2 separate regions of the Homo sapiens genome follow, and region 2 is linked to region 1. The links are chromatin contacts, found by Hi-C in ENCODE. All regions are on one chromosome and are shown on one strand. The core of a region is the stretch at or near the end of the contact, and the rest is flanking DNA. Distances in the headings are between cores, read along the strand shown. Region 1 overlaps LOC105370777 (a long non-coding RNA gene). Region 2 holds the start of FAM98B (family with sequence similarity 98 member B).

The links. Hi-C counts contacts between places; a loop is a spot of excess contacts on that map. Pooled maps may share reads with other maps.
Region 2: a loop to region 1 is called in a pooled map, with 5 times the contacts of the local background. The contact joins the promoter of FAM98B here to the enhancer-like site in region 1. A Hi-C loop is called at or near these places in 6 of 50 pooled maps.

The regions. Positions count from the first base shown.
Region 1 is chr15:39,409,077-39,414,534 of GRCh38, forward strand. The region is part of intron 1 of LOC105370777 (a long non-coding RNA gene); the gene reads right to left. Among named protein-coding and RNA genes, the nearest start is that of LINC02915, 160 kb to the left of the region's middle. Within about 2 kb of position 2,680, at least 3 of the 41 ENCODE cell types and tissues checked have a DNase peak (open chromatin) inside an H3K27ac peak, as active enhancers do.
Region 2 is chr15:38,450,480-38,456,438 of GRCh38, forward strand. It overlaps FAM98B (family with sequence similarity 98 member B), which reads left to right and starts at 3,648. Exons shown (of 8, transcript NM_173611.4): 1 at 3,648-3,753. The coding sequence starts at 3,683. RefSeq lists enhancers at 3,796-3,905, 3,966-4,065.

The sequences.
Region 1 (5,458 bases), core at 1,430-3,929:
TTTTTTCCCAGCTCTGTTTATTATCATAGCTAATGATTCCAGTTCTTTCTTACTGAACCCAACTTCTGCCAGACACAGGGCTTGGTAAGATGGATGGATGGATGGATGGATGGATGGATGGATGGATGGATGGATGGATGGGTAGGTGGATGGGTGGATGGGTAGGTGGGTAGGTGGATGGGTAGGTGGATGGGTGGATGGGTAGGTGGATGGGTGGATGAGTGGGTGGGTGGGTGGATGGGTGGATGGGTGGGTGGGTGGGTGGGTAGCTGGGTGGTTGGATGGATGGGTGGGTGGATGGATGGGTGGGTGGATGGATGGGTGGTTGGATGGATGGGTGGGTGGATGGATGGATGGGTGGGTGGGTGGATGGATGGATAAGTAGATAGACAGATAGATAAAATGATAAATATACATAAAATCTCAGGTAATTTTAAGAACAACCTTTAACATGGTTACTATTAATTTTCCCTCATTTTACATATGATGAAAATGAGGTTTAAAGATGCTAAGAAATATGCCCCAAATCACAAAGCAAGTAAGATATTTCAAACAATAGCAAATAAATGCATCGTTACTTTTGCAAGACAGTGGGATAACAGTATCATCAAGTATCTATGGACTATTATCCCTATAAATAAAACTTGAATCATTAATTCTCCTTCGAAACAAAACTAGAAATCTACTAACCTATCCCATGGCGTAGGATATTCAGTAACATATCTGGAAGGAAAATACAGAAAAGGTCACTACAAGCAATAAAAACTCTAAATAATAGTAGCAGGAATCATAACAACAATGATGATAGCAAGAGGAATTAAGGGAAATAAAGAAGAGCCAGTATTTCCTTAAACATCTGCAAGTGACTTTGTGGAATCTCCTTGAGATTTTTCCAAAAAAGATAGGTAAATGTGAAATAGAGATACTCAACTCCAATGAATGTTATCTAGAATACTTTAGTGAGATCTCACAGCCTACGCAAATGGCACAAGCTATGTTCTCTAATGTGTTTCTCAATTTTGGCAAGTATATGGATGTCTTATGGATATGGTCATCAAAAAGTCATTGTTAATATGACACTAGAATCCTGTGACTACAACAACTCTAGCAACAAATTTTCTTCAGAATAATATCTCTGACTGGTTTATGGCAAGTGATTGGTTTATGACTGCTAAGTCCATCCTGATATGAGCTTAGAAGATGTTTTCCATATTGGTCTTGAAGAAACTTATACTTTCATCAGCAGGGGCCAGGACCTGAAGCTCCTCCAAGATTTTCCCAGTATCACCAGATTCCTAGGTCTATGACTCAGTTACAACATGTTCAATAAATATTGACTACGTGCACATGATTTTCCTATTGCTGTGCTCTCTGCAATGAGGAATGGCAATAAATGAAAACACAGTACCCCATCTGGAAGGAAATGAAATATCATGGATTTGGAGCCATGTGTTAATTATTGCTAACCTTCTCTGGAGTCCCTAGGTTAAGAGGACACTCCAAAGCCTCACAGTGCCCTGGAGCTATCATAGATAGTAACTACGATTCTCAAGTATCTTTTAGGCCCCAGTGCTCCGACCCCAATCGCACAATCCATTTGTATTGGCTCCCATTCCAGTAGGTGCAAAGCTACCTCATTCAAGTTCTTCCCTGCAGATTTCTCCTTTCAAGATGGTTGATTTATCCAGAAGTACAATCTAGCTTTTTCTAGTAAACTATAGGGCAAATAGTATTGTCGCACACTTCTGAGTTGGAAGTGATAAAACCGGAAAGATACAACAGAATAATTGAACGCCTCTTCTTGTATCCCAGCACCACCGGGTCTTCCTCAGCCTATTCCTGGACAGTTTAAACCTCAAGCAAAGGCTTTCTGTGCTCTGACACTCCAGGCTCACTTCTCCTCACGACCTTTAACTTGCTGCTCCCCTGTGCCTGGGGTGCTCCCCCAAAAAACGGCTGTGGCATTCCTTTCCGCACTGCATTCAGATGGCTGCTTAAATACCACCTTTTCAGAAATGCTCCCCTTGGCCACCCTACCTAAAAGATTAAAATCTCACTATCATCCTGACTCCTCTATCTTATTTTTTATCATTTTTAACCCCTTGAAAAAACGTATTTCTCTATTTTCTGTCTCCTCCCAGGTTACACTTGAATGTAACCTCCCTGGCAAGGGGAACTTTGTTTTCTGCAACTGCCCAGTTTCCCAGACCTAGGAAGTACTTCACTGACATATTTCGAGTTAAAACAAAAAAAGAAAACAATGGGTAAGACAGACTTATTTGCTTTTGAGTGCAGAGATCAATTGTCTGAGCAGGGAGGCAAACTTATCTTTAAAAGCTGGCTCTACCTACTAGATTATTCAGGTGGTGTTTTCTTTTTGCCCTGGCATCTTGTACCTTGCTTCTCACTTCCAGGACATATTTAGCCCAGAGCCTCAGGAAGGATTTGGAGAGGGCTTATTACAGGCTAAGATTTAGACCTATGCACATACCCAGACTCAAGATCAGACTTGCGTTAAAACCACAGACACAGAGCAGCCATTGACTCTACCACAATCAAAGTTTGATCATAACATAGAAATGGGAGATTAACTAAGAGGAAGCCAATTAGCCAGGACACTCAACCTCTTGGACCACAGCTGATTTTGAAAGTTAAATGTTTGATGGAATCTTGCTTCCTCATTCTCAATGACCTAAAGCAGAGGCACAGGGAGGTGAAATGGTTTGCCCAACATCCCACAGTGTATCAGCAAAAGCGATGGGCTTGGAAACCACCAGGTTTCCATTTCCTGTCTATGACCACACTAAGAGTGAGAATCCTCAAGAGGCATGCAGAGTAAGCTCAAGCACTGATGGTAAGGTAGGAGGAAGGAATCACACACACAAACTCACACTTTCTCTCATTCTCTCTCTCACACACACACCCCACATACTACTGATAAATGTGGGCTTCATTAAGTTGCCCTTCCCAAGTTGTCTATAAAATTGCATAAATATCAAATCTTTTCCTTGAAAATTTCCTGGATGAATGTGTTCTTTCCTCTATAAACTTGCTGAAGGCTTAGCTATTTCTCTAATCTTTGAGTATATCATTTCAGTTCTTGCCAGCATGAAACTATCTCGAGGGAGCACTGAAAGGAGCTAAGTCTCTTGCATTTCAACTTTCCACAATCCAAAGTCAACCCAGATTATTACAAGTTTTCTCACATCCTTCACTTCCCCCAGAGAGAACTATCTTTTGAGGAACCTATTTCATCTATGACAAATAAATGATCTGAAGTTTTATAACGCCCCTCAAAGAGCAAGTTTAGGCTTTGAGCACTTCAACAATCAGAAGAATAAAACAACCTAACAAGAGATGCAAAAGACCTGGAAACAAGTGGCAAAGGCAGATTAATAATATAATTTCTACCATCTTATTTCTTTTTGTCCTTTCTCTCACTACCTGGTTAATCTCTTATTAATAGTTCTCCATCAAATATCTCCCCTCGCCCTTTCAATATCTTCAAACTCCAATCTGATGCACAAAGCTAACAGTATAATCCTTCAGCTGATATTGGTGGACCCTTTACATCCAGTTATAATCAGTACTCCTCACTGTGATAGTTAAGGATCCTCACAGTCTGGGCCCACTCTATTGTGGTGGTCCCTAAGAGGAAGGGGAGGTGCATTGTGCCTGCATCCAGGGTACATTTTTGTCATGACTCCAGGTATGCTAGTGGTATTGGCAGTATCTAATAAATAAAGAGCAGAGATGCTGCTAAATATCCTACAATGCATGAGACAGCCCCCTGCCACAAAGAATTGACCAGTCTCAGTACTGCTGAGGCTAAGGAATCCTGTTCTGCAGGCTTCGCTCCACTCCTTTGTGGTTGTGTAGTTTTGTTTTGTTTTGTTTTTTCGATTGACTCTTTAATAGATGATTTGCAATCCCCTATACCTAGACATTGTTTATGAGTTCAAACCCTTGGACATCATCCTTGCCCCTCTTCTACCTGGAAGCCTTAGACCCTTTCTTTAGCTGGCAGACCCCTGCCTTTACTTTAAGGCCCATCTTCTCCTTGAAAGCTTCCTGGATGGATGTGCTCCTTGCTTTCTAAATTTACTGAGTGCTTTGCTAGTCCTCTCTTATGACATTTATCACCATTATCTGGAATTACGTACTACAGGCTCTAAGAAAGTAAAACTCTTGTTTGTTCAAGGTTATATGGCCAGTACCTTCGAAGAGTGGAATATAGCAAGTGCTAACGAATACTTGTTGATCAAATGAGGATTTATCTGTGATGTAAACTCACAACTCTCCTATCAAAGTTCCCTGGAACTGGAAACATCTTTAGCTCTTCTCTGAATCATGTATCACTTCTTCCTAGAAGGTGCTTAATGAACAATGCTTATATGTCTAAATATTTAAATGAATACACATAGAGTATAATAGAAATATTAAGTAAATATGTAAATACAAAAATACATATATTACATATTAAGTAAATACACAAATAAGGCTTGGCCTGTAGAAATTCAAGTCCTAGGCAACAGTTCACCCATCTCAATTTTCAATTACTTCTAAGAATCATGTCACAAGTATGTTTCAATGTCTGACAGTTCCTCATTTTTAAAAAGAACACCAAAATGAGCATTTAAATGTTAATTGCTCATCTGGAGAGCACATGAAACAGAAAACACGCAAAGACAGGATGTGTTGCTAGTTGTGCCTGAGTAGAAACTAATATACTGCCCTGAAACACTGACTTCAGCTTCTAGTGACACATCACAAACCTGTTGCAACACAAAGTGCAGGCTAAACATAACCAAATTATAATGACAATATTTAAGAATAGAGAGAATTGACTGGGAGACAACAGTAAACTTGGGGCCCTAGTGGAAATTCAACTTTACAGCTAATTTTTATCTAATGTGCTGCAGTTTGTCAAAATTTTCTTGTAGCCCGTATTCAGTGAAGATGGAGAAGAGCCCCAATTCTGGGGAATAAGTCTATATATTTTTGTATAGCAATTCATACTCCCTCATCTTTTTTGCCAGACACACTGATTCCTTCATTTTTATCTTTTATCATAGGTGTTGTTTTCTGCTTTATAGTCATCCTTCCATATAATTCCTAATATTTTCACAAATTGCATACATAGAGAAACAAACAGCATTTTAATTAGCACTCACCTTGCTAAGCCCGTTACATGCATTATCTCATTTAATTCTTAAGAGAGCCCTAAAACACAGGTATGATTATTATTCCGTGTTCACATTAGGAAATTGAGGCTTGGAAAATTTAAGGAACTTGCCCCATGTCACACAGCTTAAATGACTCAGAGGTTTTGTATGCTGCGAGCGGCTTCTGTGACAGTTTTTAAATGTCTTTGAATTCATCAAGCTTCTAGTAATTATTTATTGGGCACCAGTAAAGACTCAGGCTTTGTGATGGCTTTGGAGAGAAAGTGGAAAGC
Region 2 (5,959 bases), core at 2,398-4,897, 960 kb before region 1:
GATCCACTATAGGGTTAAGTTTTATAAATTACATGTGCACTTGAAAAATGCATATTCTGAAGTTTTGGGAGGGGTAGAGATTTATCTATATCAATTAGGTCAAATTTATAAATTATGTTTTCCAAGTCTTATTGACTTGGAATATTTTATGCCTACTGATTTTTTTTGACTGCTTGTTATATTAGTTAATGTGATTGTGACTTTGTCTATTTCTCCTTTAAGTTGTTGGCTTTTAAATTTATATACTCTGAGGCTGGTTATTAAGCAAATAAACATTTAGAATTCTTATGGTTTTCTGCGTCATGACCCTTTTATCATTATGAAATGTCCCTATTTATCTCTCTGTAATATTATAATGCTTCTGTGTTAATAGCTATTTTTTCTAATATTAATATTGCTACCCAGCCATGTTTTGGTTTGATATTTTATCTTCCATTTTTGCCTTCTTTTAGATTTAGTAAGTATTTTTCATTATTCCATTTCTCCCTTTTCTTAGTTGTTAGTTATATACTATTTCATAATTCTGTTAGTGATTACCTAAATGATGGCAATATGCAATCTTGATTTGCTACCATAAATTCATTATTTTACCACTGCCTGGATAATGGAAGAACATTATTGTTTTTAAACTCTTTGTCAGCACCTCACCCCCTGAATTCTCTCTATATTTTACATTTCAGAAGTCATTACTATTACTGTTTTGAATAGTCAATATATATCTAGTTTCACTTACATATTTACCATTTCCAGTGATACTCTTCATTATTTTTTGCACCATTGGGATTTCATCTGGCATCATTTTTTTTTCATCTGGCATCATTTTTTTAACCCGAAGAACCCTCTTTAATATTTCTTTTGACATGGGTCTGCTGGAAACAATTTACATGAGTTTTGTTTATCTGAAAACATCTTTATTTTGCCTTCATTTCTTAAGGATATTTCCACTGTGTAAAATTCTGGATTTGTCATTATTTAAAGCATATGAAAGATGTTGTTTCATGATTTTCTTGCTTCCATTGTTTCTTTTGAGAAGTCAGCTTATATTATTGTTAAAGTTTGATTTTTTTCTCCAGCTGCTTTTAAGCTTTTCCTTCTATCTTTTGTTTTCAGCATTTTTACAAAAATTTTCCTAAATTGTGAATTTCTTTGTATACGTCCTGGTTGACATTAACAGTGCTCTTGGATCAGTGTTTTGTCAGGAAATTTTTAGCAGAGTCTCTTCTTGCTTCTGTCTCATTTTTTCAAGGGTCTTGTTGGAGTCCAATTATTCCATTTACTATGTTAGACCTTTTCAGTTTTTTCAAATATCTGTCATGCTTTTTTTTTTCTTTTGAGATAGGGTCTCACTCTGTTGCCCAGGCTGGAGTGCAGTGGCTTGATTACAGCTCACTGCAGCCTCGGCCTCCTGGGCTCAAGCAATCCTGATCGTCCTGCCCTAGCTTCCTCAATAGCTAGGACTACAAGTGCATACCACCATACCTGACTAATTTTTAAATTTGTTGTAGAGATATGGTCTCACTTTGCTGCCCAGGCTGGTCTCAAACTCCTGGACTCAAGTGATCCTCCCACCTCAGCCTCCCAAAGTGCTGGGATTACAGATGCGAGCCACCATGCTAGGCCAGTCATGCTTTTTTGTTTGTTTTTAGTTCTTTTTCTGTGCATAACTTTTGTTATTCATTTATTTAGATTTTTTAGGAAAACCAGCAGCAGAACACTTAAGATCAATAATAATAAAGAACAGTTACCTCATTTCTATTTGATTTTTACAGAGACTTTTTGCCAAGAGTACTAAGACTAGTACCTTCTATGACACCCCAACTCTGACAAGAGGCAGTAACCACTAATATACATTCTCCTCTCCCTTATTTGGAGATGAATTCAGATACATTAAACTGCAAGTAATTTTACGCTTAAGCCTTGTACAACACTAAAATATACAGTAATAATAGTCATTATACAAATGTATGGTTGAGTTTATGATATGGTTAGGATCTGTGTCTGTGCCCAAATCTCATGTTAAATTATAATCCCCAATGTTGGAGGAGGGACCTGGTGGGAGGTGATTGGATCATGAGGGCAGAGTTCTCTTGAATGGTTTGACACCATTCCTGCCTTGGCACTGTATAGTGAGTGAGTTTATCATGAGATCTGGTTTTTTAAAAGTGTGTGGCAGATCACGAGGTCAGGAGTTCGAGACCAGCCTGACCAACCTGGTGAAACCCCGTCTCTACTAAAAATACAAAAATTAGCCGGGTGTGGTGGTGGGCGCCTGTAATCCCAGCTACTCGGGAGGCTGAGGCAGGAGAATCGCGTGAACCCGGGAGGCGGAGTTTGCAGTGAGCTGAGATCATGCCACTGCACTCTAGCCTGGGCGACAGTGCGAGACTGAAAAAAAAAAAAAAAGTGTGTGGCACCTCCCTGCCTCCCTGCACCCTCTCTCTTCCTCTTACTCCGGCCACGTGATAGCTGCACTCCCCCTTCCCCTTCTGCCACAACTGTCCATTTCCTGAGGCCTCCCCAGGAGTGGAGCAGATGCCAGCATCATGCTTCGTGTACAGCCTGTGGAACCATGAGCCAATTAAACCCCTTTTCTTTATAAATTACCCAGTCTCAGGTATATCTTTATAGCAATATGAGAGTGGACTACTACAGCTTACCTTTGAGTGTTTTACACATTTATGGGTATGCTTTTTGTTTGTAACCATAATTAGGAAGGCGAGAGCATTACTGGTCTTTATTGGACTGGGGCTACGAATGCTATGTAGTCTGCAATGGAAGGGACAGGTCCATACAAGGGATCAATAGTTATACTTCATGCAGGATTTCCAACAGTTCTGCTAGAGTATTCATGTAGGTGACATGCCTGCTAATAATGATCTAACCTTATACTCTTAGTACCTTTTACATATGAACCCTAAAATACATTTTTTAAATCCTTTAGATAAGAGATTGAATTCTTCATGGATAGTACACAGAGGGTATATTATGTTTTGTTTGTTTGGAACTTTACAGAGAATTCGCCACAATTTTGGAAAACCACATCAACTACCTTACTTTGCTGGCGGTATGTTTGTTGCTTATACAACTAATGCTTTGTCAGCAATGAAGCACATCATCTGAATATGCAGTTGAGGGGATTCTACATAGATAGATGCAAGCATCTGATCACTTCATTGGTCTTCCGCATTTCATAAGGAGAAAAATATTACCTTGTTATAAATTACTTCATTTTTTCCTTCAAGTTGAAGCATCGTCGTGTATATTGATTTAAAAATTATATGTGTAGGCATGTGATATTAGTTACTAATTTTAGCTGAAGATAATTATAATTTTATTTCAGATTTCTGTTATTAAAAAGGTCTGGAATCGGATAGGTTGAGATCAACCCGATACCACGATATTTGCTAAAATTTATTTGAACACACAGAAAAGTCCCAACACAGAGAACTCTTTATTACTATTATTTATTATTTCTACTATTCTTTTAAAAAATTATTATCGTTACACGCAGCGGTTTTAGGCACTATGAAGTGTTTATTGCCTCGGGGCTGGGAACCTTTGCGCCCTTCTTCAGCTGTGCTCTCAGGCAGTTACCGGCCAGACCCGGACCGGAACCTTGGCGCGGTGACGCTAGTTTCCGGCGGGCTACTTAGAGCGCCGAACAGCTCTGGGCCAAAGGACCATGAGAGGGCCGGAGCCGGGTCCCCAACCGACGATGGAGGGAGACGTGCTGGACACACTGGAGGCGCTGGGGTGAGTGCTTTTGGAGACGCCTTTTCCCTGAAAACGCAACCTCTCCTTGGCCTGGCTGCTTAGCCTACTTCCCTTGGGCCTCTGTGGGCCTGGGCGGCCATGTGTAGGCCTCCTTCCCTGCCTCGATCCCTCCGGCGCCGACGGAGTTAAGCGGGAGGCGGGAGAGAAATCTATTTGGGGGGTGGAGCAGGGCCGGAGAGCTGGGGTTCGTGGCCCCCTCTTCGAAACTTCTTGCCTCGAAACTCTGTTGCAGGAATCCGCCGGGTGGCGCGGAGCGGCCCTTCTAGCACCGGTTTTCTGGGCTAGCTCGCGCCCGCAGGTGATATTTGTGTTGACGTAGTTCTGGCGCCCGGAGGGAGGTGCTGGAACCTGAGCTGCTGTTGAGGACTGTTGTCTCCTACAATGTACAACTTGTGGCTTACTTGGGGCTCTGGAGCGAATGGCTTTTACTTTGACCGGAGAAAGTGTTGTAGTTCATTGCGAGTTCGTTCTTTCAACCATTTCGTCCGTTCGTCAACGTGTATATTAGCTTGTATATTAATTTACACATATTTACGTTTGTAAATTTCCCCTAGGCAAGGGAAAAGGATAGTTTTTCAGATTACTCTTGGCTTACATAGTCGCGCAGGCTGCAAGTCTGCTGCCGGCTGGTATTTACAGTGCAGAATGGTAAGTGCTGTGAGAACTCAGGGTGGAGGTGGGAGTAATGTTAATACTTAACAAGTGTGGTGGTTCGTAATCTCCCCCTCAACCTCATCCTGTTTTTTTCCACACAGCTCTTGTCCCCATCCCAAATTATCATGTCCTGCCCATTCATTTGTCTCTTGAACTCTGCTTCTCCCTCGTTTTATTCCTCCTCCTCCCCAAGTCAGCTCCTGGAAAACTGATGCTTTGCATATTTTATTCACCGATGTTTTCCCAGCAACACACTAGAACGGAGTCTTTTACAGTAAATAGTGGTTGAATGAATGAGTAAATGAATGAAGAAAAGCTTAGAGAAGAGTCCACAGCAGTAAGCATAGGACCAGATAGTTGAGTCATACAGTGCACATTAAATAAAGAGCTTGGAGCCATCTGCACATTTGTTTGCCCTGCTACGTGCTGCTGTTTCTTGATAGGGGAAGCTGTGCCTTTGCAGCGTTATTATGAAGCTTGAACCAATCCCACACCCCACTTTATCTTCTCTAAAACTGCATTTGCCCCTCTATCAATTGTTTCTTTAGTTGAACCCTGATAATACCTACTTTGCAGTGACCCAGGGTTACGGAGTCTTGCACTTAGTAGATCGTGAATACATATTTGTCAAACGAAAGAACAGTGCCATTGATTATTTAGGGGGCATTTTTACTTCTGTGAAGTCCCTTGGAAGTTCTCACTTAACTTGGTTAAGAAGGAACCAAAACAAGAACTGAAAATACTTAGTAGAATTATTTAGGCTCCAAACAGTTTGAGCTCCCAAGTACTTCAGGTAAGAATATTGGGAACTCATAAATGGTTTATGAAAAAGGAAAAGGCAGTGCTTTTCTTCTTTCTTCATTTCTTGAACTTATTGTTCATATTATAAGTGTTTTAGAAAATTCATTGCTATAATCTTGATTTTTATCAAGGAAAATTAGTCAGATTATTCAACATGGAAAGTAAAACAGTTTACACACTCCAAAATTAGTTTTTCCTGGAATAACTATGAGGGCAACATTTTGAAGTTTGAATTCTCCTATGATAATACGATGTGAAAAAAGTAGTTATTTACAATATGTGTTGTAATGGAACACTGTGTTTTCAAATATCCATGTAGATAGTGAATAATGCATTTTCTGTTGTAAGGTATTGAGGATATCAGCAAAGGTACTTCAGTTTGTCATGTAAAATAAATTAATGGGAGGCATTTGAAGGGAAAAATCTATGTGAAAGGACAATTTAGTGATACAGGTGAAAACAGGATAGGCTAGGAGTCAGTCAGTTTTCTCATCTGTGAAAAGAGAGGGCTGGAGCAGATGATTTTAGAAGTCTCTTTCAGTTCTGATAGTCTCTGATTTTGTGGAATAGTAGATCTCAACACTGGAAGTACATCAGAGTCGTGTGGAACTTGTGAAAAACTGTTCCAGTCTAGTATATACCATAGACTGACCGAATCATAATCTTCAGAGGTACAGTACAGACCTGCATATTTTTAAAAAGATTCACAGACTCAGTTGAGAAACACTAC